3 separate regions of the Homo sapiens genome follow, and regions 2 and 3 are each linked to region 1. A link is a loop called in an ENCODE intact Hi-C map of the cell type or tissue named here. Cell type or tissue: PC-9. All regions are shown on one strand. Links, peaks and the distances in the headings refer to the core of each region. The heading gives the core; the rest is flanking DNA. Region 1 overlaps CD46 (CD46 molecule). Region 2 overlaps CR1L (complement C3b/C4b receptor 1 like). Region 3 overlaps CR1L (complement C3b/C4b receptor 1 like).

Region 1 (8,602 bases), core at 232-8,231:
CCCCGTGATCCACCCACCTCAGCCTCCCAAAGTGCTGGGATTACAGGCGTGAACCACCTCGCCTGGCCCAGTGAGCCAGTTTTGTAAAGCTATTCAGAGATTAGCCAGATTTGATTTGATAGGGGATCAAGCTTGTAGGATCTTCAGGAAGGCGGGCTGTGGCCCCTTGATCAGGCTTTTTGCACAGGAGGTGCATGACTATGAACTACCCTCAGTAGAACTCTTTTAAGCCAGTGGCTTGCAATAAATGATGGCAAATCAGCCACCTAGGAAGCCATTTCTAAGCCCAACCCCCTGCCACAGTCTTCCTCTAGATGGCTGCCCTGCCCAGTGGGCTGAGAGTGGGGGGCGGAAGTAGCATTTGCTGGGAAGACTTGCCAGTACATATGTTGCACCCCCTCACTGCAGCTGCAGTGCTATTTCAGGCTGTTGATGGAAGAACCCATGTTCTAATCCCCAGGATGTGGTGGGAAGACCCTAAGTGGTGGTGTTAGTTAAGACCCTAAGTTATATTGTTTTGTTCACTTCCCACTGAGATAGGCTACAATAGTATTAAATACCTATAGGTCAGACATTTTTGGGGTCTGTTGTACTACCTACCAATTAAACAGTTTTTGATCCGCCCACCACGCTCAAAGCTCCAGCCTAGGTGTTGCAAATACAGACGACAGATTTTTGCTCTCAGGAGGCCCTGATTCCAGTCCTCAAACGAGTAAGTGTGAAATTGAGTGCAGCATTAAAGCACAAAAACAATGATTTGAGACGTCTTTTCTATAAAAGAAGTTTATAGCACTCTCATTGAATGCTTAAATAGTGCCACACTGCTAAGTCGTGAGAAGCAAAATGTAACTGCGGTGCCTCAAACAGGATTATTTTGTTTTATTCATTTGGATGCGGACAGCTCTTTATCTAAAATTGCCATTCTGAGGTGGTTTTGCACAATAAATTGGTAATTATGTAGACTGTTTCTTCCAGAGACAGCATCTTGAATCGGGTTTATGAAGCCATGCTATCAACCTAGGTAGAAAATGCTTTGTAGGACATGGGTCCTGCTTATCTAAATTTTACCAGATTTTATTAGCTGTAAATTTATAAGCGGGTCTTGGTGAATAGATAATGAAAAAAATATTGAGTGGGGAGGCTTATTAGACTGACAGCACCTTCAAGACTCATGCAAGTTGGACTGGAAAATCCCACCTGTGGAAGTAAAACACTGATGAGTCCTTAATAAATATGGATGAGACAAGTCAAATATTTGGCCAATTTAGGTGAAACAGAAATAAGTCTAGAACTGGACAATTATTTGTGTAACATACTGGCCCAGACCTTCACTTTGAGAAGCTGGTGTGTAGTTTCAGGAGAGTACCTGGCAGACTAGTGTGTCCATACTTCGATGGAGCTTGAGAGTTTTCCTTGAACACAAAAGTTGTATTTTTGAGTTTATTCTAGTATGATGGTGCCCTACCCTATCTTCCTATTCAGTTCACCCAAAGAGCCTTTAAATTAGTGTTCCCTTGGTCCCATCCCTACAGTCTCTGGTTTTGCTGGTCTGGGAATGGGTCTGGACATCACTGTTGTTTTAAAGTTGAGAGCCTCTCTTCTGTGGTCTTGTTCCTAAAACGCTTTACTACTCACTGTGGTCTGAGGGCCCCCAGCACTGGTGTGTTAGTTTCCTGTGGCTGCCCTAAAAAATTACCACAAACATGGTGTCTTAAAACAACACACATTTGTACAGTTACAGATTCCAGAAGCCTGCAATCAGCTCACTGGACTGCAAGGGCCACCCGCCCTCTCAGAAGCGCCGGGAGAGAACAGGTTTTCTTGCCTTCTTCAGCTGCTAGAGCTGCGTTCTTTGGCTTGCACCCCCTTCCTCTGTCTTCCAAGCCAGCGGGGCAGTCTTTTGCTTCAGTGGCCATGTTGTCTTCTGGCACAGTCACATCTCCCCCTGCCTCCCTCTTAGAAGGACCCTTGTGGTTACATTTAGGGCCCCCACCTGGATAATCCAGGATAATCTCCCTATTTCAATTTTCTTAATCTCATCTGTAAAGACCCTTTTGCCATATAAAGTAACATTCACAGGTTCCAGGTATTAGGACTTGGATATCTTTAGAGGCCATCATACAGCCCACCACAAACAGCTCCTTAGGCACTCATTAGAAATGCAGAACCTCAGGCCCCAACCGATACCTTTTGAATCTTCTGATTCTAATTTAAGAAGATCACCATGTAACTCACTAGCACACTAAGACTTGAGAAGCACGATGCTATGGGAACCTAACCAAAGAATTCTCAAGTCCCAACTTAAATACAAATTTACAGAGTATTTTTCCTAGGAACGCTTTCAGGTGGAGGAGATTAATCAGACGATAGATAATTTTCCTGAACACCATTCTGAAGTGCTTCTCTAAGCATTTGTTCCTGAATTCTCTCTCAATGAAGCCACAAGCCCCAAACACCAGGATTACTGTTTACAGGGGTTCCTGTTTACAGTAGTTTAGCACAGGGTTTGCCACACTGCAGCATATTATTATAGTTTAGTTTTGTAAAAAGCTACATGAGAGAGGTAAATCTTATAAATGGAGGTGGAGTCTCCTAACACCAGTTTTACCACCTCTGTACAGGTTTCCCTGGGCTATGTACTATCGAATCAGGAATCAGGAAGGGCGGCTTTTTCAAATGTTATCTATACTTTTGGCAATTTGTTCAAACGTTCTGCTGGTATGTGAGAGGGAAGGAAAAATTGTTTATTGACCACAGATCCACAATATTATACTTCTCCTATACTTAAGCAATAAGGGACAGCATTTAAAACTCTTTTAAAAATGTTAATCTTGGCTGGGCACAGTGGCTCATGCCTGGATCCCCAGTAATTTGGAACACTGAGGCAGGCAGATTGCTTGAGGCCAGGAGTTCGAGACTAGCTTGGGCAACATGCGAGAGCCCGTCTCTACAAAAAAAAAAAAAAAATACAAAAATTATCCAGGCATGGTGGTGCACACCTGTAGTCCCAGCTGTTGGGGAAAGCTAAGTTGGGAGGATCCCTTGAACCCAGGAGGTTGAGGCTGCAGTAAGCTGTGATTGAGCCACTGAGCTCCAGCCTGGGTGACAGAGCGAGATCCTGTGTCAAAAAATAATTTTGATTTCACGGAAGGAGAAGAGGACTAGTCTTATACCATATCCCAAATGAAATTGAAAATGTCTTCTGGGAATCACAGCAATGACTCAAACTTCTGAATAGTGACTAGGTTTGAGCTGGTAAGGAAGGGATTGTCAAATGCCGTGACAGTCCACAGGAGGGCAGCAGTGCTCCGATTTACAAAGGATTAGTCATACTAGTGTAACCTTTTCTGAGTGAGCCTAGAAATTCTGATGAAAACAGTGTAGTCCAGGAAAAAAAAAAAAAAAATCTGTATGTACAATCACTCAATTTTGAATCATTTCTGGAAGTTATTAGACTCCATGTTAAATCCTACTTAAGTACAAGTATGCAAAATTTAAAAATATGCAGAAAAGCTCATTCTTGGTTAAAATGTTAGCTGAAAGACATTACTAAGTTTTAGAATACCATAGAGTTGACTATTTCCCACAAACCCTAAAATCTACTTGAACACCACAAATTCATATTCCTTCTAATCCCAAGTCCCTTCAGCATTCTTACAGATTTATTGTTAGTTACCTTACAAAGTAACTAACTGTCCCCATGTATTTTATCCCAATTTAAAAAATACATTACAGTCTCAAGGTCACATAAGATTTTCCAAAATGCTCTATTCATAGTCAATATAATTTTCAGGCCGGGTGCGGTGGCTCATGCCTGTAATCCCAGCACTTTGGGAGGCCAAGGTGGGCGGATCACCTGAGGTTGGGAGTTCGAGACCAGCCTGACCAACATGGAGAAACCCCGTCTCTACTAAAAATACAAAATTAGCCAGACGCGGTGGTGCATGCCTGTAATCCCAGCTACTCAGGAGGCTGAGTCAGGAGAATCGCTTGAACCCAGAAGGTGGAAGCTGTGGTGAGCCGAGATAGTGCCATTGCACTCCAGCCTGGGCAACAAGATCGAAACTCCATCTCAAAATATGTGTGTGTGTGTGTGTGTGTGTGTGTGTGTGTGTGTATATATATATATATATATATACACACACACACATATATATATAATTTTCACCTAGTGTTTTATTAAACAGAATGCTTCTGTATTTTTATGTTTATTTGAGACAATGCTTCTGTATTTCTAAACAACAGCTAGCCTTGTTCAGTTAGCCAAACAACAAAACCTTAATTCAAGTCTTCAATGAAATTTTCTGATTTAATAGGCTGAATTAAGAAAGCCATAATTTTCTTCTATAAATATAAGCCTTTAACTTCTATCTTTACAAGTTTATATAGAAAAATTTACTGTGGGGCTTGAGATTTACTAATGCATGGGTTTTCAACCTTAGCTGCACTTTGGAATCATTTAGGACGCTTGGAAATCCCTACACCCAAACCACATCCCAGATCAATTACACTAGAAATCTCTAGGGGTGGGACCCAGGTGTCTGTAAATATCCCCCGGTGATTGCAATGTGCAGCCATGGTTGAGAAACACTGAAGCCTGCTCTGAGAAATTTAGCAATCCGACTTAATTCAAATCTGCAGAGAGAGCAACAATGATTTTTGCAGAAACAACCAAATCCTACTAGTTACATAAATTTTATACTTTGTTAGGACTTGGGTTTTTATTTAGCTCTACATATGCGATCATAGGATGCAGAAGATATATCTTCTACTGGACACGTATATATAGATGCTTAAATGTGGCTATCCCAAGGTTAGGTAATAATAAAGACTATAAGAGCTGGGCAGAAATCAGGCACAGTTTCATGAAGGGTAATATCTGAGCTGGGCCTTGGAAGATGCATAGGATCTCAACAGGACAGTAGGTGTTTCAAGCAACAATGAACTAGGAATACAGCAGAAAGCACAGGGGAAATGGTCAGGCTTGACTGAGAGTAGGTTATTTGAAGAAGTGCAATAGAAAATGCTTGGGGAAGAAAGTTGGGATTTAATTGTAAAAGGTCTTCAAGTATCAGGCTAAGAAATGTGGACTTCATCCAGTAGGTAATGTGATGTCACTGGATATCTGTGCAGTATCTATGTGATGGGTTGGGAGTGGAGAAGCCTGGGGATACTTAAGGGTCTGAGCTAGGAGGGACAGGAGGAATGGCTGTGGGAGTGGAATGGTTAGAAGATGGGCCCAATTAGAAACATACTTCAATTTGAGACAAAACCCACTAGAAATAAACACATCATCATGAAACATCTCCAAATGTACAATTTTATTTTAACAGATTTCAAGAGTCCATTTTTTAAAAAATGAGCAATAAAGAACCTCTATCAGTGAGACTTCTCATTTTATAGCAAATACATTTTTGCAGCTTAAATTTTCTTGAATTCATATACGCTTCTGTCATTTAAACAAACTTCCAGAGAAAACTGGTCTCTATATATTTAAGTAACAAATTTGACAAAATACATATTTATACATATATAGATCTCTAATATAAATATTAAATTTGAAAAAATCAAATGTGAAGCAGAAACTGCTATACAAGTATATTGTATAATATTTATTTTATACATTAAAGTATTTGGTTGAATATACTTCAATTAGGTTTCTAAAAAACACCATTATCTGCTTCTTAGTAATTGCGACATTCTTGAAAAGCATGTGAAACGGGTATAAACTTCAACTCTGTGCTTAATTCAGAATTCCTGTTTGTTCTCCTCAAACTTTTATCTTCCTAAAGCATCTTGCCAGAGACTACAAAGGAAAGGAACATTTACAGAGCACTATAAACATGTCTTTGGACAGTAAAACAGTATTTATTCTTCTACACTCTTGATTTTCCAATCATATCTTCCTCAAGGCAATGTTTCTTTGGCCCAATTTGTGCAACTAAACATAAAATTTCAAAACACAACTTTTAACAGTGTGATATGAAATGCAGTGGCAGTCCCTGCTTTTCGCCTGCTGGCTTCTTTGAAAGAAACTGCTTGGCTAAGGGACTCAGTAGAGGGCTGAGATCTGCCTGAGTATAAAGTGCTACCTGAGCTATATTTACTTCTTCCATCCCTTGGTACAATCAACAGCAAATAGACAAAATGAAGTTACCTTCCTGAGATACATGGCTTACTTTGTACTCTGCCTTTTAGGAGATGAGGTAAGACATATACATAGATGGCTTTTACTAGCCAAGGCAATGTAAATGGACTAAGATTCTCATGTGACTTGAGGTTATCTGATGAATTTATTCTCTTCAAAACCACCTACTTTTAGAGGGCATGTTTAACCCCTCTCTTTATTTAAGGAGGGAGAGAAAAACACATGTAACCAGAATTCAGAGTGGGTTACTCAACCTAAGAGAACATACGGAGTTCTCTTTGGGAAAACAACAAGACTACAGTGTTCACTTCGCACCATGAAGTGGCACTCCTGTTATGGCTGTCAGAGTCCTCTCACTTCTTATGAAAGGATGCATCTGATTCTGAAATTACTGATATATTCGATCAGTTAGGGATGTTTTAAAAAGTGAAAACAAATGCCACACATACACTTTCTAGCTTTCTGAAATCACCGAACACATTACAAAAAATAGAGAATTTACCCTATTAACTTTTAGAGAATTTTCCAATAATATTCTTGGTTAAAGAAGCCAAGTTTGTGCATATTCCCAATTTTCAGTGTTCTTGTTTTTATGCACAAGAGCCAAAGTAGTATACACATATTTTTAAGGGCTTTTTACAATGAACGATATATAAAATACATTCTATAGTTGGTGAAAGAATAATCTTAAGAGTTGGCATTAATCTTTGAACAAAAAAGATTTCAAGCCACTTTCTTTACAAAGAAAATATAATTTCATTGTGAACTATATTTCTCTAATTTTGCCAATTTTATAAAATACAGCATATCCCTGCTTTAATACAACCAGGCATGCTGTGCTGACTGGTCCAATAAATCTAAGTGTTATTTAAGGGAAAGCAGGCAATCTGTTCATACCCAAATTCATACAAGTTTCAAAGAAGCATCAAAGGATGCTACCTACATTCAAGCCACATTGCAATATTAGCTAAGCCACAGTTGCACTCATGAGAGTGAAACTACAGAATAACAACTATTGAAGATTTTAATAGAGTCAAAAGATGAACTGGCAAACCAGGTTGTGGAATCTATTCAGCCTCTCTGCTCTGCTGGAGTGGTTGATTTAGTCTGGTAAGTGGCATATTCAGCTCCACCATCTGCTTTCCTGCAAACCAAGGTATAAAGATCATGTCAAAGATAAATATAATTAAGTACAGAAATTAAATTCCAGAAGCCTATTCAGAAAATGAACAATTAAAAAAATATAGTAATGAGCCACCAACCTGGGAAATAAATTATTCTTTTAAAATAATTTCAAATGTTCAACTGGTCTCACTGTAAAAAAAACCTTCCTTTATCCCTGTCTTATATTTTTGATCCCCTCCAAAACAAGAAATAGAGCAGTAGCACACAAAGTACTTAGTAACTATGTCCTCATTTTGATGTAGGGCCAATGGGAAAGACTGGAGACAAACGCATGCTTTCCTGATCCCTCCATTTTAAAGCTGTAGCTCTGGCACAGAACCTTTAAAAAGATAGTGGTTCTAACTGTTCAAGTATGTGATGCCTCATCTACCCCTCACTGTCAAGAAAATCATGTATTCCACTAAGAGTCTCCTAAATAACTAAAGTTTACGTCACACTTTTAGTATAACAATAGACATCTTTATAAAACCTATTATTCTAGTCTAGTGCTGGCCAAAGACAGATGATGCCAGTCATACATGTAATTTAAAATTTTCCAGAAGCCACTTTTAAAAACATAAAAAGGCAAAAATAATTTTATTTTCTTTAACCGAGTATAACCAAAATATTGAGATGTATTTTACATTTTTTTGGCTTAGTCTTTGAAATCCAGTGTGTGTTTGACACTTGCAGCATACCTGACATTGGACTAGCCACTTTGGAAGTCCTTAGCAGTCACGCATGGCTATTGAACTGGACAGCACAGCTCTGGGCCCTCCCTGCCTTAGTAAATTGACTTTAATAGACAAACGAAAACCAAATTCGGACCAGTCATTATTTACTAGTATGTGTGCCACAGCAAACACATTGCCTTTCCAATGTCACAGCTAAGCATGTTAATTCTGGATACTTTAATAACCCATTTATGCCTAGTGTTCCATTACTGGAACGCTAAGCATGTGGAATTTATCTCCTACTGCTCAAGGTCATCGCCAGGGTCTGACTGCAAAAATTCAAAAAATTGCAACCTCAGGCGTAAACGGGTTGGTTCTTCTTTGCCGGGGAGGCCATCATTATGGTTCTCTACTGCGTCATTACTATACTTATAATATTGCAGTTCCCTAAGGACTGTTGTGATGACAGACTTAATGGTTTGGCCTGTCACTGAATTCTCCAAGACCACTATATTTTTCTTTTCTTTTCTTTATTTTTTTTCCTTTGAGACAGAGTCTTGCTCTGTCACCCAGGCTGGAGTGCAGTGTGGTGTGATCTTGGCTCACTTGCAACCTC
Region 2 (8,602 bases), core at 407-8,406, 86 kb after region 1:
GAGCCATAACCTTCAGGTGTCATCTTTCATTGATGGCTCTCTGACATCCCACTTATTCTCATTAGTGGGTCATGAGGCAGAACAGCTTTTGATTTGGTAAGCAAAGCCAGGAATATCTGTTCTTCTCGCCACTCCAAATGTAACAGGCCAGAAAGAGGCTCACAGAAGCATGCTGAACCATGTGTTCTAAGAAAAAAAGAAGGGTCAGGGGAGGAGTCTTTGCCACCCTGAAATGCTCAACTTACTATTGAGTACTGCTTCCCTTCTGAAATCTAAAATCGTTCTGAAATTGGAAATCATTATTAGGTGGTGGACTTTGTAAATGCCAAAGAATCCTTGGAAATTATTAAAAATAACTCCTTAATTGCTCAATCTAGTTATCCCCCAGACTCATACTGTATCACCAAGAATAATGGATACACATAAGCAACGAATAATACCACTTGACAGTGGTAGAAGCAGGAGGCAGACAAATCACAGGCAGATGGGGCGGATCCCGGTGAAACCCGACCTTCAAGCTGAAGACAGTTTAAAGCCTAGCTACAAGTTCCAGGTAAATCCATGGACTGGCTTGAGAACCTCTCTTCCTGTTGGGTGTGCTTTCCTCTGATTGATCCCCACTCTTCATCTATTTCACATATACCTGCTCTTCCCTAATTGGTTTTTTGCACTGTTGTGCCCACCTTTGAGTGGTGGCTTTGTTTTAGCCTTTTTTGCATACTCACCAACCAATTAACACACACTTCCAATTCTGAGTCCATAAAGGCTCCAGAACCAGCCACACTGAGAGAATGACCCCCTGACTTCATCTGGGGTCCACCCTTGTGTCTCTTCTCTGCTGAGAAGCTGTTTTGTCACTCAATAAAACTCTTCTCCACCCTCCTCACCCTTCTATTGTCAGCATAAGCTTGTTCTTCTTGGATGCGGGACAAGAACTCAGGACCCACCAAACGCAGGTATGAAGAAGGCTGTAATACAGTGGCTCTTTGCCGTCTCCTAGGGGAGGGAAGTTATTCCATGCAACAGGAAGCACCAGCAGGTCCAGTCAGCCCTGGAGATGCAGGCCAAGTCAGCCTTGGAGATGCAGGCCAAGTCAGCCTTGGAGATGCAGGCCTGAGCGGGGCGATGGAACTGACAGAGTTGTTAACACACCGCCATCTGTTGGGCTGCAGGCATTATCAAATGCTAAGAGCTATTACCATGCTGTTACACCCCCTCTGGGCTTCGGGGTCGTGGGGACCCCTGTTTGGGCACCAACACATTCCCTTCAGTGTGACATGCCTGGTCCAGCCACAAGCCTTGCACGGAGCCCGCTCCTGTGCCAGTGCTTGGCGCGGCCAGCTGGAACCCCCACTTGCTCACTCACACACCCCCTCCCAGAGGCTGAGCATGTAGTCGCGGCAGCCATGGGCTCTGCATCAGAGCACAAGCCTGGCACGGCCTGGGTGGGCCAAGTAGATGAGGTGTCTCCTGCATTGATCCTGGGTAGAGCAAGGCCTGGACAGGGATGTTTCTGGCCAGAGGTCACCAGCTGGCAAAGTGGCTGAGAAAAATCTTGCATCAAAACAATTACACTGGCCATTCTTGACATGAAGATATGTAATTGGGTTAAAACATAGTTATTCATACACTATTACAGATTCCATTATTGACTGGTTTTAAGTTTCCTAAAACAACCTTTGCCTTATTATGAGGCAAACAATTTCCATCTCATTCATCTTTTTTTTCTAGCACACATTTTATAAAATTATGTTCTTTTGCCTCCAAATAAATACGTACCCATTCATTTCAAGTTCCAACTGTGTACCCAAGATCAGTGACTGTATTTAGGTTTGTATCTGATATTGAGTTGTATGTGCCATTTTTTCATTGTTTTCTGAAGGCGGTGCCACTTAGTCCCTACCCTTATTTCAAAACTACCCTTCCATAAATTAATCTCTCTGGGTACTTCTTATCTACTAGGTCAGCTCCTTAATTGGATTAACGCTTATTTCAAAACTACCCTTCCATAAATTAATCTCTCTGGGTACTTCTTATCTACTAGGTCAGCTCCTTAATTGGATTAACTCAGTGATTCTCCACACTGAGTCCTTGGTCTCAACACTGGGTCACACTCACCCTTCATCACAAACAAAGGATACCTTAGCCCCAAGCTGGAGATTAAGTGGAAACAGCACACGGCCATGAGGGAGTTGGCCCAGGAAGTCATCACAGGATTTCACGAGAAGAAAAAATAAAACAACAGGAGTAAGACTTCCATGTGAGGGGGAAAGAGAGGCACCTGTACATCTGGGGGCTTCAGGGGTCCAGTCTCCCTGGGGCATGCAGTGCAGAGACGCAGCCCCTCTGAGGTCATAGCTGGGCTCACAGCTGTAGAACACTTCCTGCCCAGGTAAAAAGTTGTCCTGATGGCTTAGGGTATGCTCACCATGCAGGATTTCTGGAGGCGGCTGACACATTGTAGAAAGGACAGTTCCAGAGTACTTGTTAGTTATGGGGGAATTTCTTTTGCTATATCCTATGCCTGCTGAAGGCCTCATAGTTAGTAAAAGGTAGAGAAATAGAACACAATTCTCCCTAGCACATGGCCCAAAATTCACCTGTAAATCTACAGGGCATGAAGTATTTTCTCCTAGCTCTGGATATCCAGTGTGGAGTTATTAGTATTGGTGGATTCTCCATCTACATATTTCCTAGGGAGGTATTTGTACCATCATTATTCAGGTAATGAGACTGTCACCTGAGACCAAGTCTGTTTTACAGATTTCCCCATATTTCTCTGATTGCACACCAATGACTAAAGTACAGTCATACTGTTTGGGGACAGGCATGCCCCTAAATTGGGGCTTACTCTGGAAGGGTTCTTGCCTCACTCAGGACAGAATTCACGGATGAGCCAGTGGTGCTAGACAGCGATCTTTTAGAAAGGCATTGCCCTTTGCAGAGCAGGGCTAACTCACAGGCAATGTGCCCAGAGTCAGCAACATATGAGCTCCTGGCAGGCAACTGTATTTATACTCCTGTAAGCCCGCTTCAATTACATGTAAATTATTTTTGTTTCTTGTTTTTTGTGTTTTTTTTTTTTTGAGGTGATATCTCACTCTGTCATCCAGGCTGGAGCACAGTCGTGTGATCTTAGCTCACTGCAACCTCCGCGTCCCAGGTTCAAGTGATTCTCCTGCCTCAGCCTCATGAGATTTCAGGTGCGAGCCACCTCACTCAGATAATTTTTGTATTTTTAGTAAAGACAGGGTTTCACCATGTTGGCCAGGCTGGTCTTGAACTCCTGACCTCAGGTGATCTGCCCATCTTGGCCTCCCAAAGTGCTGGGATTACAGGCATGGGCCACCATGCCCAGCCAATTACAGGTAAGTTAAGGGGCACATCAATGCAAATTGAGGGGCGTGTTATTTAGAACTTTCCTGGAAAGGGGTGGTAACTTCCAGATCGTTGCCATGGCATTTGTAAACTGTCACAGTGCTGATGGGAATATGAGGGCAGCTAGTGATTGCTTTCATCGCCATCTGCCTGTTGCTGCTGTTTTTTCACTTCATCCTGTCTAGGCCAGATTCTGTTTTGGTCAGCAGGATTGTGACCAGAACACAAGCCCTGCCCATCTCCTGCCTCGGTACATCCGTCTTTATATCCCTTTATCTGTTTGTCTTCCCAGCTCAGTGGTTGCACAAGGCTAACATGGGTTGGTAGAAGAATTGTAAGCTCTTTCTCTGTCCCTATGTATCTGCCATAACACCTCCCACTCCGCTGCTAAGCCAGCTATTGTGGCATCAGTAGACAAGATGAGCCATCAAAAACACAAGCCCTTAAATAAGACAGTGTTGTTTTAAATAATAAATGAGATAATGTATACAAAGTGCTTAGGGCACAGCTGACCATAAAGTCCATATAATTTTTCAATATAATTGAGAGAGATTGCAGCTGGTACTTTGCCCTGACAATTGATTAATAGGTGAGTCCAAAATACCAGTTTTCTTGGCTAATTAAGGTCTTGCTTTTCAAAATGAAGACACATATGCATGAGTGCTTGCACACCCCAGATTCTTAATTTCATGCTTCTTCCCCCAAAACTTACTTTCCCACCCTCCTCAACATACATCCCTCCCCCTAAACAAATACTCATCTCCTGATCCAACAGCAATGCATGTCACTTGCAGGGCCCTTCTAGGCCTCAGGCAAACACACCCCTGGAGCAGCTTGGTAGCTCCGGCTCCCATTTGTTCAGGGCCTGGCATTGCACACGGTGCGGGGGGTCCTTTCATGACAAAGCCAGGCTGACACCTAAACTCCACAACTTCATTTAAGGAAAATAAGCTTCTGTTGTCAGACACCAATATTCCATTTTCCACATTTGGAGGTGTGCATTTGTTAGGTATAATGCACTGAGGGACTGGGCCGCTCCAGACGACCACTTGATCATCTTTGCTGGTGCAGTATATGGAGGGCTCACCCACGAGCTCAAACACCTTTCTCCCTCTGCTTCCAAGATTGCAGTGGTAGGTCACCACTGATCCATAGTGAAAATACTCTCTGTCGGTGCTAATGAAATATCCATTGGTGATGTTGGGGGGTAGCCCACAAGGAATTCCTGGGAAAAGAGACCGCAAGTTCACCAAAACAAAACCTTGGGACAGAGTCTTGCTCTGTCGCCCAGGCTGGAGTGCAGTGGCACGATCATGGCTCACTGCAATCTCAACTTCCCAGGTCAAGCAATCCTCCCCCCTCAACCTCCCGAGTAGCTGGGATTACAGGCACGCACCACCGTATCTGGTTTATTTTTGTATTTCTGGTGGAGTTGGGGTTTGGTCATGTTGGCCATGCTGGTCTTGAACTCCTGGCCTCAAGCAATCCACCTGCCTCTGCCTTCCAAATGCTGAGATTACAGGCGTGAGCCATCGTGCCCGGCATGGTTTCTTAAAATTATACTTTATTGTAAATTATGCTAATAGCTTTTCTGAAATCCCAAATTACCGGAAGTAAATATTCACAATATCATTCTCATCTAATATTTACTAATGTACAGATATATTCTTACAATTTTATAATATTGTGAGTTGTGCTCTTCGTAGTTAACATTACTTTGCTAAATGTGTCCATATATTATTATAGAGCATTTTTTTCCTTTTTTTTTTTTTTTGAGACAGAGTCTCTGTTGCCCAGGCTGGAGTGCAGTATCATGATCTTGGCTCACTGCAACCTTCCTTTCCTGGCCTCAAATGATTCTCCTGCTGCAGCCTCCCAAGTAGCTGGGATTACAGACATGCACGACCATGCTCAGCTAACTTCTGTATTTCTAGTAGAGATGGGGTAGCACCATGTTGGCCAGGCTGGTCTTGAACTCCTGACCTCAAGTGATCCACCTACCTTGGGCCTCCCAATGTACTGGAATTACAGGTGTGAGCCACTGTGCCTGGCCTATAGTACACATTTATATTTCTCCTGCTAAATGAGAATTTAACTATGTTATCTCACCATTATTAATTTAGTTCTCTCTATATAGAAGGCATGTGTCTTTATTCTATTGGATATTAATATAATAAAGCATACAGCATAGCATTTTTTTTGAGACAAGGTCTTGCTCTGCTGCCCAGGCTGGAGTGCAGTGGCACGATCATGGCTCATTGCAGCCTTGACCTCTCTGGCTCAAGCAATCCTCCCACCTCTCAGTCTCCCGAATAGTTGGGACTACAGGCGTGTGCCAGTATGCCCATTTAATTTTTGTATTTTTTGTAGAGACAGGGTTTCACCATGTTGTACAGGCTGGTCTCGACCTCCTGGGCTCAAGCGATCTGCTCACCTAGGACTCCCAAAGTGCTGGGATTACAGGTGTGAGCCACCACACCTGGCCCAGTATAACATCTTTATTAAATAATAAGAACAAAAGCTCTGGCAGAACTAATAAAGACAAAGCAAACACAAATATACAATATTACATATAATAAACATGATACTTACAGATTCAGAAGTAATACAAATAACTGGATACTGATCTACAGCCATACCACCCTGAATGCACCCAATTTCATCTGATCTTGGAAGAACTGAATACTGTGTCCTACTCTACTGTAGGGCAGTGCCCAGCCAGTATATTGCCCTTCTACAAAGTTTGTTCCCACTTATTCTCCCACCAGATGGGTTTGAAATTGCTGATTTCCTCACACCATCACTAAACCCAGGATTATACACATTTTATATTCCTTATTAGCTTGCAATTGCTCATTCCTCTTTGCTCCCCAAAATGTAGAAAGCTCATCTTCCAAACAACTCACAGGGAAGATGGCATGATCCTGTTTAGACAAAGAATAAGAAGGAAGAAAGAGCTGCATGGCTTGAATATCTGATGTGATACTAACAGCTTGCAGAGAGGATATGCGGTTTCTTTCACTGACTTTGTATTTGTTGACTTCACCAAAGAAAATGCTCTTCAAACTGGGAGGTGTTCACCCAACAGAGGATGAAATTGGGGGCTATTTAAATTAGCTCAAGACTAGTTTAAAATAAATTACACCTTAAGATAAGAAAAAAAGCATTTCTAGGTGAAGGTGGAAGTTTGGAATGCTGTGAGCCATTTTAAGGATATGACTGGATTCTTCAAATATCAGAAGGATACCATTTCCAAGAGGGATGAGATTCATTCTTTGTAATTCTAGGAGGACAACTCTAGGGTTAAATGGTGGGGTGAATGGGGAAAGAGATTTCAACTCACGTTGACAAATTGGTGGCTTCATGCTCCAATGGGCAGTATTGCCCGAGAGGATACATTCAGCAGATGAGTGACCAATGAGTCGGTGCCTAAAGGCAAAAAATGGAAAATAATTGTGCTGTACATACCTCATCAACTTCCTGACAGCATGCATATGTGGCAAACCAGAGGGATTACAATATAGGAGAAGTCTAAGGCCTAGCCTAAACTTTACCTATTGTTCCCAGCTTTTCTACTTCTTTTTCTGCTCTCACTATTGAAAAGAGATATTTCTGCTCTAACTTCTCCTGGTCCACTTTACTTCTTAATATCTTGACTTCATTGTGGACTGTACCTGGCACCAAAATAAAACAATCATTTTGTAGACCTGCTTGACAATTTCTTTCTTAAGTTCTGTCTTTTCCCATATTATTTCTGCCATTTTTTGTTTGCGTATTCCCTTAATATGTGTGTGTGTGTGTGTGTGTGTGTGTGTGTGTGTAATACTATGCCATTTAACTTGAGGCATGTTTTTTATAAATACAAGATTTGTTGCTTTTGATCCTGTCTAGTAGACTTGGTTTTTTGACAAGAAGTTTAAACCAAATGGATTGAAATAAATTATATATTTGATTTGCTTTGTTTGTTTGTTTGTTTTTTTAGACGGAGTCTGGCTCTGTCGCTCAGGCTGGAGTGCAATGGTGCAATATCTGCTCACTGCAACCTCTGCCTCCCGAGTTCAAGCAATTCTCCTGACTCATCCTCCTGAGTGGCTGGGATTACAGGCATGCACCAACATGCCCAGCTAATTTTTGTATTTTTAGTAGAGATGGTGTTTCACCACTTTGGCCAGACTGGTCTTGAACTCCTGATCTGAGGTGACCCTCCCACCTCGGCCTCCCAAAGTGCTGGGACTACAGGCGTGAGCCACTGTGCTCGGCCTTGTCATAATTCTTTCACTACCTTTTTCATGATTTCACGATGTCCCATGATGAGGATGAGGAGAAAGCAATGAATAAAATGACCTGACCCAAACATGATGGGGCTTATTTCCGATGACAGAGACAAATGCATTCCTTGCTATTCTTTTTCCTTCCCTCCCCTTACTATATGGAACAGATAGATTCAGCTGTTTTAGTTATTCTAATAATTTGGAAATTAAACTTAATATTTTTTCCAATTAGGAATTTAATTTTATATGTGTGCATGTATATTGTAGATATATACACTTGATACATATATTTAAACCTATTTTCTCAATTTCAGAGTCAAATTCTGTACAGTCAGTCTACTCATCTTTTCTGTAAGTCTAGCCTACCTTTTCCTGCTTTCTCACATTTTCTACTTCTATTGATATATTCTATGACTTCACAGAGATTATTACTAAATTATGATTACATTGCCAGTTTTTGTGTTTATGGTTTTTTGTTGTTGTTGTTTGTTTTTACCACTTTTCTATCTCATTGAGATTTCTTTAGGAATTCATCATTCTCCTTTTTAAAAATTTGCTTATTAATTGCCTGGGAAACATACTTAAATGGTACAATTTTTGTGTCTTTGCTTATTCTTTAATGTGTATCTGGAGCCTCTAGATGTGAATATTAGCTTGGCTCAACAGAAGTGCTATCTTCTACAATTTAGTGTTGTGTAGAATCAATGTGGTGTCAATAAATTTATTTCTTTTGCGGGTATTACATTTTCACATTTTATTTCTGGAATCTGAGTTTTTTTCTCTATCCCTGAAACACAGAAATTTCCCTAGTGATGGCTAGGTATGGGCTTATTTGCTTACCCTTCTGGAATTTTTTTAATACATAATTTGAATCCTGACACTGTCTTACATACGTCTTCTCTTTTTCTTTTTTTTTAGACAAGGTGTCATTCTGTCATCCAGGCTGGAGTGCA
Region 3 (8,602 bases), core at 148-8,147, 98 kb after region 1:
TTTGCCTTTGCAACTCGCTAGCTGTTTGGCACATGAGGCCTGACTTTTGGCCTGTCTTGGCTTTCAACATATCTTCCTCACTAAGCTTAATCATCTCCAGCTTTTGATTTAAAGTAAGAGATGCATGACTCCTCCCTTCATGTCAACACTTAAAGGCCATTGTAGGGCTATTAATTGGCCTCATTTTAGTATTATTGTGTTCAGGGATTAGGGAGTCCTGAAGAGAGGGAGAGAGAAGGGGAATGTCTTGTCCATGGAGCAGTCAAAGCATGCACATTTATTAAGTTTTCTGTCTTATATGGGTGCAGTTCGTAGGGACTCCAAACAATGAAAATAGTAACATCAAAGATCACTGAAGACAGATCACTATCACAGACATGATAATAATGAAAACCTCTGGGATATTGTGAGAATAACCAAAATGCTACACAGAGACACGAAGTCAACACACACTGTTGGATAAATGATGCCAACTGACATGCTTGTTGCAGCGTTGCCACAAGCCTTCAATTTGTAAAAAGCATAACATCTGTGAAGTACAATAAAATGAGGAAGGCCTGTACTTTTTGATGGCAGCCCTAGCAAGCGATCATGCTGTTATCATTAAGATTTGTTCTCTCACACAGCTGCTACATGCCCTTCCCTTTCTTCCAGCAATGTCTACTCTGGGTTAGGGTTGTTTGTGTGCTTTGACTACTATACTCCTAATTTTTTTTCCTTCCCATCCAGTGAACGGCATACTCTTTATGTGTGCACTGCCCTGGTTTCCAGCAAGGACACAGATTTTTCCCCTAATCTTCTCCTATCTTTGTTCATTTCAATCAGGAGTTAATACCTGTGTTCAAACCTCTCAAGAGCAGGTGGCAACAGCCTAGTTTCCTTCCTGAGATGTGGCTAGAAGGTAGTATTGCTGTGCTGGAACTCTGGAACCAAGAGATGTTGCTGCCAACTCACCCTGTAGTACAAGAATAGTTGATTCTGGATCCAACATGGATGTCTGTGATCACATGCACCATGCCATTCACTGGAACTGGAGGAGTTTCACATGATTTACCTGTGGGAAAGAAAATGTTTTGGAGCCAGGTAGAGTAATCTGAACTCTCTTCAGTACGTAAGGTCTCAACCTGCATGTAGCTTCCTGAAGAAAACACGCAGTTCTGATAGTTCCACAGATTTTGGCACCTTGAGAAAACTCATCAGAGAGCCTCAGGATCAGCCACCTACTAAGCCCCACTTTCAAAAAGACCTTCCCTCCAGATCTATCTAGATCTAGATTTAGATCTGTGTAGAGACCTTGCATCCCTTATCAAAATGTAAAGGTCATTTATGGCATTATTTACTACCAATAAAGTTTTCAAAGGATTTCTTCCCACCTAGTTATTCAAACAGAATTTGTCTTCCTACACAATCTTTATTTCCTGATATAGAGTCATTTATTATTTATTTTCCCATAAGGAATGAAGATTTTCTCTACAAATATTCCTTGAAACATTCTCATGAAGTGAGCATTTCAAGCAATAATCAAAGACGACCTGCAAGAAAAACTCTTACATCCACCTATCTGAACGCTTTTGAAAAAAGGTTTCTCTTATCCCACAATTGAAAAAATTCAATAAGAAGCTTTTGCAGACATGGGAAAGATCCAGTGCAAGTTTACTTACTTTACAACTTTAATGAAGTAGCAAAACATTTGAAGAAGAAAAATAACCGTTTTGAAGGGTTACTCATTCATTTAGTCAATCTTTCTTAATTTAGCACTTATCCTGTGTCAGCCACTCATCAGGATCCTGGGGACACAGTGCTGAGGAAGGGGCCTACGTTCTTGGGAAATATTTCTCAAATGTATATATGTGTGCTAATCATCTTAAATAGGTGAAAACTTTCACTGATTACTTACTGATATTGATCATCAGTCTCAGTGATAACAATAGCCCTGCCACAGTGAATTGAAACATATTCAGGCCATTATAAAAAACTCCAAATGGATTCAGATTGCTTTGCTTTTGAAAATGTCAAGGTCTGTTGATGATTTATTTTCTTTTTTTACTTTCTGGGTCAGGTTTCAAGTTGTTACTCCTTTCTAGCATCTACTGATTTGTTTATAATAGTCTCTTCCTCATTTCTAATTGGCATTTTTCATTAGAACTGGCATTTGGAAGAAGTTATTTTAACTACCAGAGTTATGAAAAATAAGAGAAAGCTTGAGTAGTCCAATCAATGAGCTTTCATGCATGATAGTAGAACAGACATTTGTCATGCTGCCTCAAGGAGCACTGGATTTCTTAGACAGCAAGCATCTCTATATAAGTTATGTTCTTCCAAAATTTTACTCTAAAAAGCACTGTAAGATGTCCAAGTACATTTCTAAGAACATAAACATTTTAGTAAAATTTCATGGTTTTCTAAAGAAACATGTTTTCCAATCATTAGAATCAAGAAATGAAGCAAAGTTCTATCTTCTATTGGGGAAATTATAAATGGGTAGACTAGGAGAAATCAGTAGTCTACTGATTATTGAACATATGAGGCTCATTTTAAAAAAATGACTTATTATTTATGAATCTCTCAGCATAAATTATTTAGGTACATATTTTGAGAATTTATGGAGTCTCAAACTGCTCACCCTGTCTAATGTTACTCCCCACTTTTCCCTCATTCTTCATTGCTTTGATCTATTATCCGTAGCATTTAATTTGCTTATTTTTTTCCTTGTCCTTCTCCCTACCTGAGTAAAAACAACATGGGGACAGGGACTTCACTCATCTTGTTCATTGCTATAACTCCAGTATCTAGATGAACAGAGGCACAAAGTATGTGATCAATAAATAATTGATTAAATAAAGGCATGTTTGATACTTGAGTATTATCAAATATATACACAAATTGTAGACTGACTGCACATTGATTGGAGAACAAAATGAAAAAGAAGGAAGGAGAGAGGGAGAGAAGAAGGGAAAAAAGAACTGAAGGAAGGAAAGAAGAGAAGAAAGAAAAGAAGTAGAGAAAGAAAGCAAATTGTAAAAGCTTCACATTATCTAATCTCTCCTGACCTAGAAGCACACGACCATAGGATTTATCGCAATAGAACATAGAATACAAAATGACAGAGACAGATCAGATAGTTCCAAAGACAGGTGATGTACACATTGATTCACAACCAAACATTACTAAAATAAGAAATTTTCAAATCAATAATTCAGATTAGAAAATTGAAGAACCACATTAGGGGAGGTCATGGGTCAAATACTGAACAGATGAAGGGGAGAGATTGGCCTGAAATGTTACTCCTATTACTTACGTTCACACACTGGAACACTGCTATTCCAAAGGCTTTCCATTCCAGCCAAAACACAGTAACTAGCAGAGCTGCCTTTTAATTGAAATCTAAAGAAGAAAATAGGAGTGAATAGCGAGCTGTTTCAGCCAAGAGGACACTTAGTTCACAATCTAAGGCCCAGCCCCAATTTCAGGATTTTGAGGACCTGAGGCCAGCAGGTGGCAGAGTTGCACAGGCTACGTTATTCTGGAAAAATCACAGCCTCCAGAAGGGAGCAATATAGAGTGGCAAAATGCAGTAGCTTGGTCACATGATAGTCCTGCTTGAATTGAAAAAGGTGGTCACAAAATAGCCACCATCTCCTTGACCCAGGACCCAGGCTTGGAGTTTCACTGATTACTCATTGTCATTATTAGAAACCCAGTCTTCTAATGCAATGCCTTCGTAACTCTGACCCTGGAACAGCAAGTAAAACAGCTCCCAGTTTGGAGTGGTAAAGTGGGAAATAGCTGGCGAGAGAACAGAGATTGTCCTTTCATCTCCACATCTGTGATGGCGTGAAGAAGGCTCAAAAGGGCAATTTGGGCTGCTGAAGAGTAAGCACGAATATTCTAGGGGAAAAAGGAAAGAAGAGAGGACATAATTTTTGTACGCAATTGTTGAAAATTCTCAATGTCTGTTGGGCCCCGATGCCCTCCTAACTCTTACTGGGTGCTGGCTTTTGGAGCCTGCCAAGATTCTGTGTTACATTTTGGGATCAGGTGCTTTGTTGCCCATGCTGGTCAGCTCCCGTGTAGAGATGTGCACCCTGTGAAGAGCACTAGGTGGACATAAACAAGGTAATGACCTTGCTGGAAATATTAACAGCAGCCATCAGAACCCCAGCTCAGAGCCCAGAGCCCATGACTAGCCAGACGATATATGACTGGATTTTTTTAAAATGCTGATTTTTACACTTTCAGTCCTATTACAAATTTCATTACTGATGGTTTAAAGAATTTACTGAAATGATTCTTAAATGATCCTAGCTCTTTAGAATAAGTTTTTTGTTACTTGCAATTTTTTCTGAGACTCTTAAATTACTCATATTCTATTTGCTGTTTTGAAATTCTAAAATTTTGAAAATAGGATTTTTTAAACTTACTGTGTTACCTATATATTAATAACAAGTAATTATACTTGTCTTTGAATTTGCCAGTTAATATATGGCCCAGTGTCCTCTTCATATCTCATGTTATTAGTTCCATATGTGTCTTTCCTTTCTTCCTATATATACTTTCAAAAGTTCATCTCTCTGATTGTGTGTGTGTGTGTGTGTGTCTGTCTGTCTGTCTTTTTTTAAGCCACATCAAATCTCCCCTTTTTGGACTAATTCCTAACCCCAATTTCAATGTCCAGCAGGTCAGGCAAGCTCATACTCACCCTTCATCACAAACAAAATCCACTTTTGCTCCAAGCTGGAGATTAAGTGGAAATAGCACATGGCCATTAGGAAGTTGGCCCAGGAAGTCATCACAGGATTTCACTGGAAAAAAAGAAAAACGAACAGAAATAACTGGCATGTGGAGAATAAAGACGCAAGCTAAAAATACCAAGCCAGATAAGAGTCTAGTCACCTTCACATCTGGGGGCTGCAGGGCTCCAGTCTCCCTGGGGTGTGCAGTGCAAATACGTAGATCCTCTGAGGTCGTAGCCGGGCTCACAGCTGTAGAACACTTCCTGCCCGGGTGAAAAGTTGTCCTTGTCCCTTTGGGTACGCTCAGCATGCAGGACATCTGGAGGTGGCTGACATACTGGGGAGAGAGAAACAAAGTACTGCTAATTGTGTGAAAATAACTTTTCTCTCACTGTTAAACTGGCCAAGGGAATAATAATTACAAATCTATATGTAACAAAAAAGGTAGAATAACAGCCTTATTACATTGATAACAAACTAAATACACAGGGCGAGGAAGATGTCTTGCCATCACTCATAGAACTGACACATTGCACAACTGTGACTAAAACAGAGGTATCCCCAATTCATTGTTTTACATCTAAAGTATGCAACTAAGATTTCACAATGGACAGTTCCTTCTAGAATGCTTCCAATTACTGTTCACCCAGTACAAAATTGGGAGGGATGATGGATTTTTATATCTCCATGCTTCCTTTCTAGAAAGGCATCACCAATTTCGTCTTGCATTTTAGGCCATAAAGGAGTGCCCCTGCCCATGTCTCATCTAATAGGTCCCTCCATCACCTATCACACTGGTGCAACAAACATACATCTATTCTCTTCTCCTTTCAAGTCTTCTCTCAGCGGCCACCTGACATAGGGTGGTAAAGAACTATGGGTCTCCTCCCTTCATGCTATGCAGCAAGGTGCTGCCTAGTCATTCATTTCACTCCAGTGAGAAGGTGGGCAACTGTCGAACAAAATCTAAAAGACCTACTGTCACCATAATGAGAGTGTCTATTTCACACAACATATTGTAAGGGCAGCGCTGGCTCTCTCTTAATATAGTTGATCGGAACTCAGGAAGTCAGAACACATTTAGGTCTCAACTAAATTATATAAAACTGTTATAAAATGGAAAAAATAATTTCAGTTTGTCTTTGAGCAGATCAGTTCCCTTTTCTGGACTTCAGCTTTCTCAAGCATCAAATGGGGGATTGGACTAGAAAAATGACTTCTTTAGGGAGTTTGTAAATACTCTGATGCTGTAATGTCCATTTTCAGGGCTCATCACCCAGTGTTTCCCTTGACTAATCAATGCCTGGTGATGTAATATTGAGGTGCTGTGCTGGTTAAATTTCTGTTGGCCCCTAGCCTCACACTTCTGCACTGTCTTTTGGCTGCTAGCAATGGAAACCTTAAAACTATAATCATTTGTCTTCCTTGATAGCTGGGCTCTGGTTAGGTTCTTCCAGTTGGAGGCATATATACCAAATTAAAAAGCAGGATGATGGCAGAGTCTGTTCTACTTCTAGAGGTGGCTCAGGCAGTGGCAGTATAGATGACTTCAGTGAGCAGCTACAGCTTCAATTCTAGCGATGCCAATGACTTTGGCTCCAGCAATATCAGCTGCATTCTGGCAGCTGTGGTGGCTCCTGCAGCATTAGCAGCTTTCAGGGAGCTGCCTGCTCAGTGGGAGGGGCTGGCCACTTGAGCATCCCTCCAGGCTCCTGTGCTGTGTAGACTGGGAGCCACAGCAGCTCCCTGATCTCTGGTAACTCTGCCTTCGTCCTATTGCTAGGGAGGCTGCCTGATTTTCCTGCCCTTCTAACATCTTTGTGACCTATTAGCTGTGATATGGTTTGTCTCTGTGTCCCCACCCAAATCTCATGTCAAATTGTAATTCCCAGTGTTGGAGGAGGAGCCTAGTGGGAAGTGACTGGATCATGGGGGTGGTTTCTAATGGTTTATCACCATCACCCTAGTGCTGTATTGTGATATAGTTCTCTTGAGATCTGCTTGTTTAAAATGTGTAGCACCTCCCTAGTTGCTGTCTCCTGCCAGCCATATGAAAATATACATGCTTCCTCTTTGCCTTCCACCATGATTGTAAGTTTCCTGAGGAGTCTTCAGTCATTCCTCCTGTATAGCCTGCAGAACTGAGAGTTAATTAAACCTCTTTTCTTTATAAATTACCCAGTCTCAGGTAGTTCTTTATACAATGTGAGAAGAGTCTAATACAGCCTGCATGAAATCCCTCCCTCCTTGAAAGTATCTAGAGTAAGTTTTGATTTCCTGACTGGATGCTGACTAGCAAAGCCAAGTCTCTGGAGTCGGGTGGACTTGCGTTTCAGTCTTCAGTCTGCAAGTTAATATCTTAGAAAGTTATCCGATTTCTCTAAGGCACATTTTCTCTGCAAAACATAGAGGCCAGGCACAGTGGCTCATGCCTATAATCTCAGCACTTTGGGAGGCCCAGGTGGGTGGATTGCTTCAGCTCAGGTGTTCGAGACAAGCCTGGGAAACATGGTGAGATTCGATCTCTATAAAAAAAATATAAAAAATTTAACCAGGTGTGGTAGCATGCACCTGTAGTCCCAGCTGCTTGGGAGGCTCAGGCAGGAGAATTGCTTGAGCCAGGGAGGTGGCGGTTGCAGTAAGCCATGATCTCACCTCTGCAGTCCAACTTGAGTGACAGATCAAGACCCTGTCTCAAGCAAAACAAAACAGACAAACCTAGAAAAACTGGTAACTACCTAATAACTTTGTTTTAAGGATTAAAATTCACATGTAGCCTGTATTATGGTGCCTGGCTGGAAGAATCACTCATTTTCTATCAGCAGTTATTATACTCAAAGGTAATTAATAGATTTGCTTATAAGAACTCCAAAGAAACATCACGTTCCTTGTCCAGGTTTAGCTTTGCTTCTTCATTTCAGCACATCTGCATGTACACACACCTTCTGAATTTCATGTTCACTACCTAGAAAATTTGCTTCTCGACCCTGCTCAGCACAAATCCCTCCCCCTGAACAAATACTAATCTCCTGATCCAACAGCAATGCATGTCACTGGCAGGGCCCTTCTAGGCCTCAGTCAGACTCACCCCTGGAGCAGCTTGGTAACTCTGGCTCCCATTTGTTCAGGGCCTGGCACTTCACATGGGAGGGCCCTTTCATGCCAAAGCCAGGCTGACACCTAAACTCCACAACTTCATTTAAGGAAAATAAGCTTCTGTTGTCAGATACCAATATTCCATTTTCCACATTTGGAGGCGTGCATTTGTTAGGTATAATGCACTGAGGGGCTGGGCCACTCCAGATGCCCACTTGATCATCTTTGCTGGTGCAGTATATGGAGGGCTCACCCACAAGCTCAAACACCTTTTTCCCTCTGCTTCCAAGATTGCAGTGGTAGGTCACCACTGATCCATAGTGAAAATACTCTCTGCTGATGCTAGTGAAATCTCCATTGGCGATGGTGGGGGGTAGCCCACAAATAATTCCTGGGAAAGGAAGAGCACAGTCAATTTAAATAATGAATGACAAAAATCTCACGAGTCACTAAACTGTAACTATTTTTACATTCATTATTTGCTTTTATTCTTTGCTAACACGTAGGTACATTTTTACAAAGTTGTAATTTTGGTGGGGATAATATGATGTGTCCTGCCTTTCTTACTTATATGATTTCCTATAATATTTGCATGCATTTATTAACTCCATCCACATTCTTTTCATTTTAAATAGCCCTTTGATTATAGTATTATAGAGTTTATACAGTGTTCTCCTACTCTTTTCATTTGCTTTCTTAATTTGCATTTTTGTTAATAACTGAGGTTAGCCTTTTTAGAAAAATAAAATATAAAAACCTTTGCCAAAAGATAA

The links. A loop is a pair of places that touch in the nucleus more often than their neighbours do. Peaks named below come from ENCODE experiments on the same cell type or tissue, not always from the same donor. Only the 100,000 strongest peaks of a DNase experiment are listed, where the experiment ranks them.
Region 2: it touches region 1 in a loop (9-fold over the local background); 23 of 110 quality-filtered maps call a loop at or near these places.
Region 3: it touches region 1 in a loop (5-fold over the local background); 16 of 110 quality-filtered maps call a loop at or near these places.

What each region holds. Positions count from the first base shown.
Region 1 is chr1:207,792,209-207,800,810 of GRCh38, reverse strand. CD46 (CD46 molecule) reads right to left here. Exons shown (of 13, transcript NM_172351.3): 13 at 5,307-7,292. Among named protein-coding and RNA genes, the nearest start is that of MIR29C, 5.4 kb to the left of the region's middle. RefSeq lists enhancers at 1,417-1,546, 1,837-1,976, 2,087-2,186. In PC-9, for the core only: CTCF peaks have their summits at 3,083 and 3,287 (motif pointing right); a DNase peak (open chromatin) is centred at 3,330; H3K27ac peaks cover 403 bases.
Region 2 is chr1:207,706,383-207,714,984 of GRCh38, reverse strand. CR1L (complement C3b/C4b receptor 1 like) reads right to left here. Exons shown (of 12, transcript NM_175710.2): 10 at 6,722-6,807. It also overlaps the pseudogene RNA5SP534 and the pseudogene LOC100422434. Among named protein-coding and RNA genes, the nearest start is that of CD46, 41 kb to the left of the region's middle. In PC-9, for the core only: no CTCF peak of the experiment used is centred there; DNase peaks (open chromatin) are centred at 3,514 and 6,794; H3K27ac peaks cover 511 bases.
Region 3 is chr1:207,693,971-207,702,572 of GRCh38, reverse strand. CR1L (complement C3b/C4b receptor 1 like) reads right to left here. Exons shown (of 12, transcript NM_175710.2): 5 at 7,822-8,220; 6 at 4,894-5,070; 7 at 4,700-4,802; 8 at 3,299-3,384; 9 at 955-1,054. Among named protein-coding and RNA genes, the nearest start is that of CR1L, 53 kb to the right of the region's middle. In PC-9, for the core only: CTCF peaks have their summits at 3,320 and 3,519 (motif pointing right); a DNase peak (open chromatin) is centred at 3,492.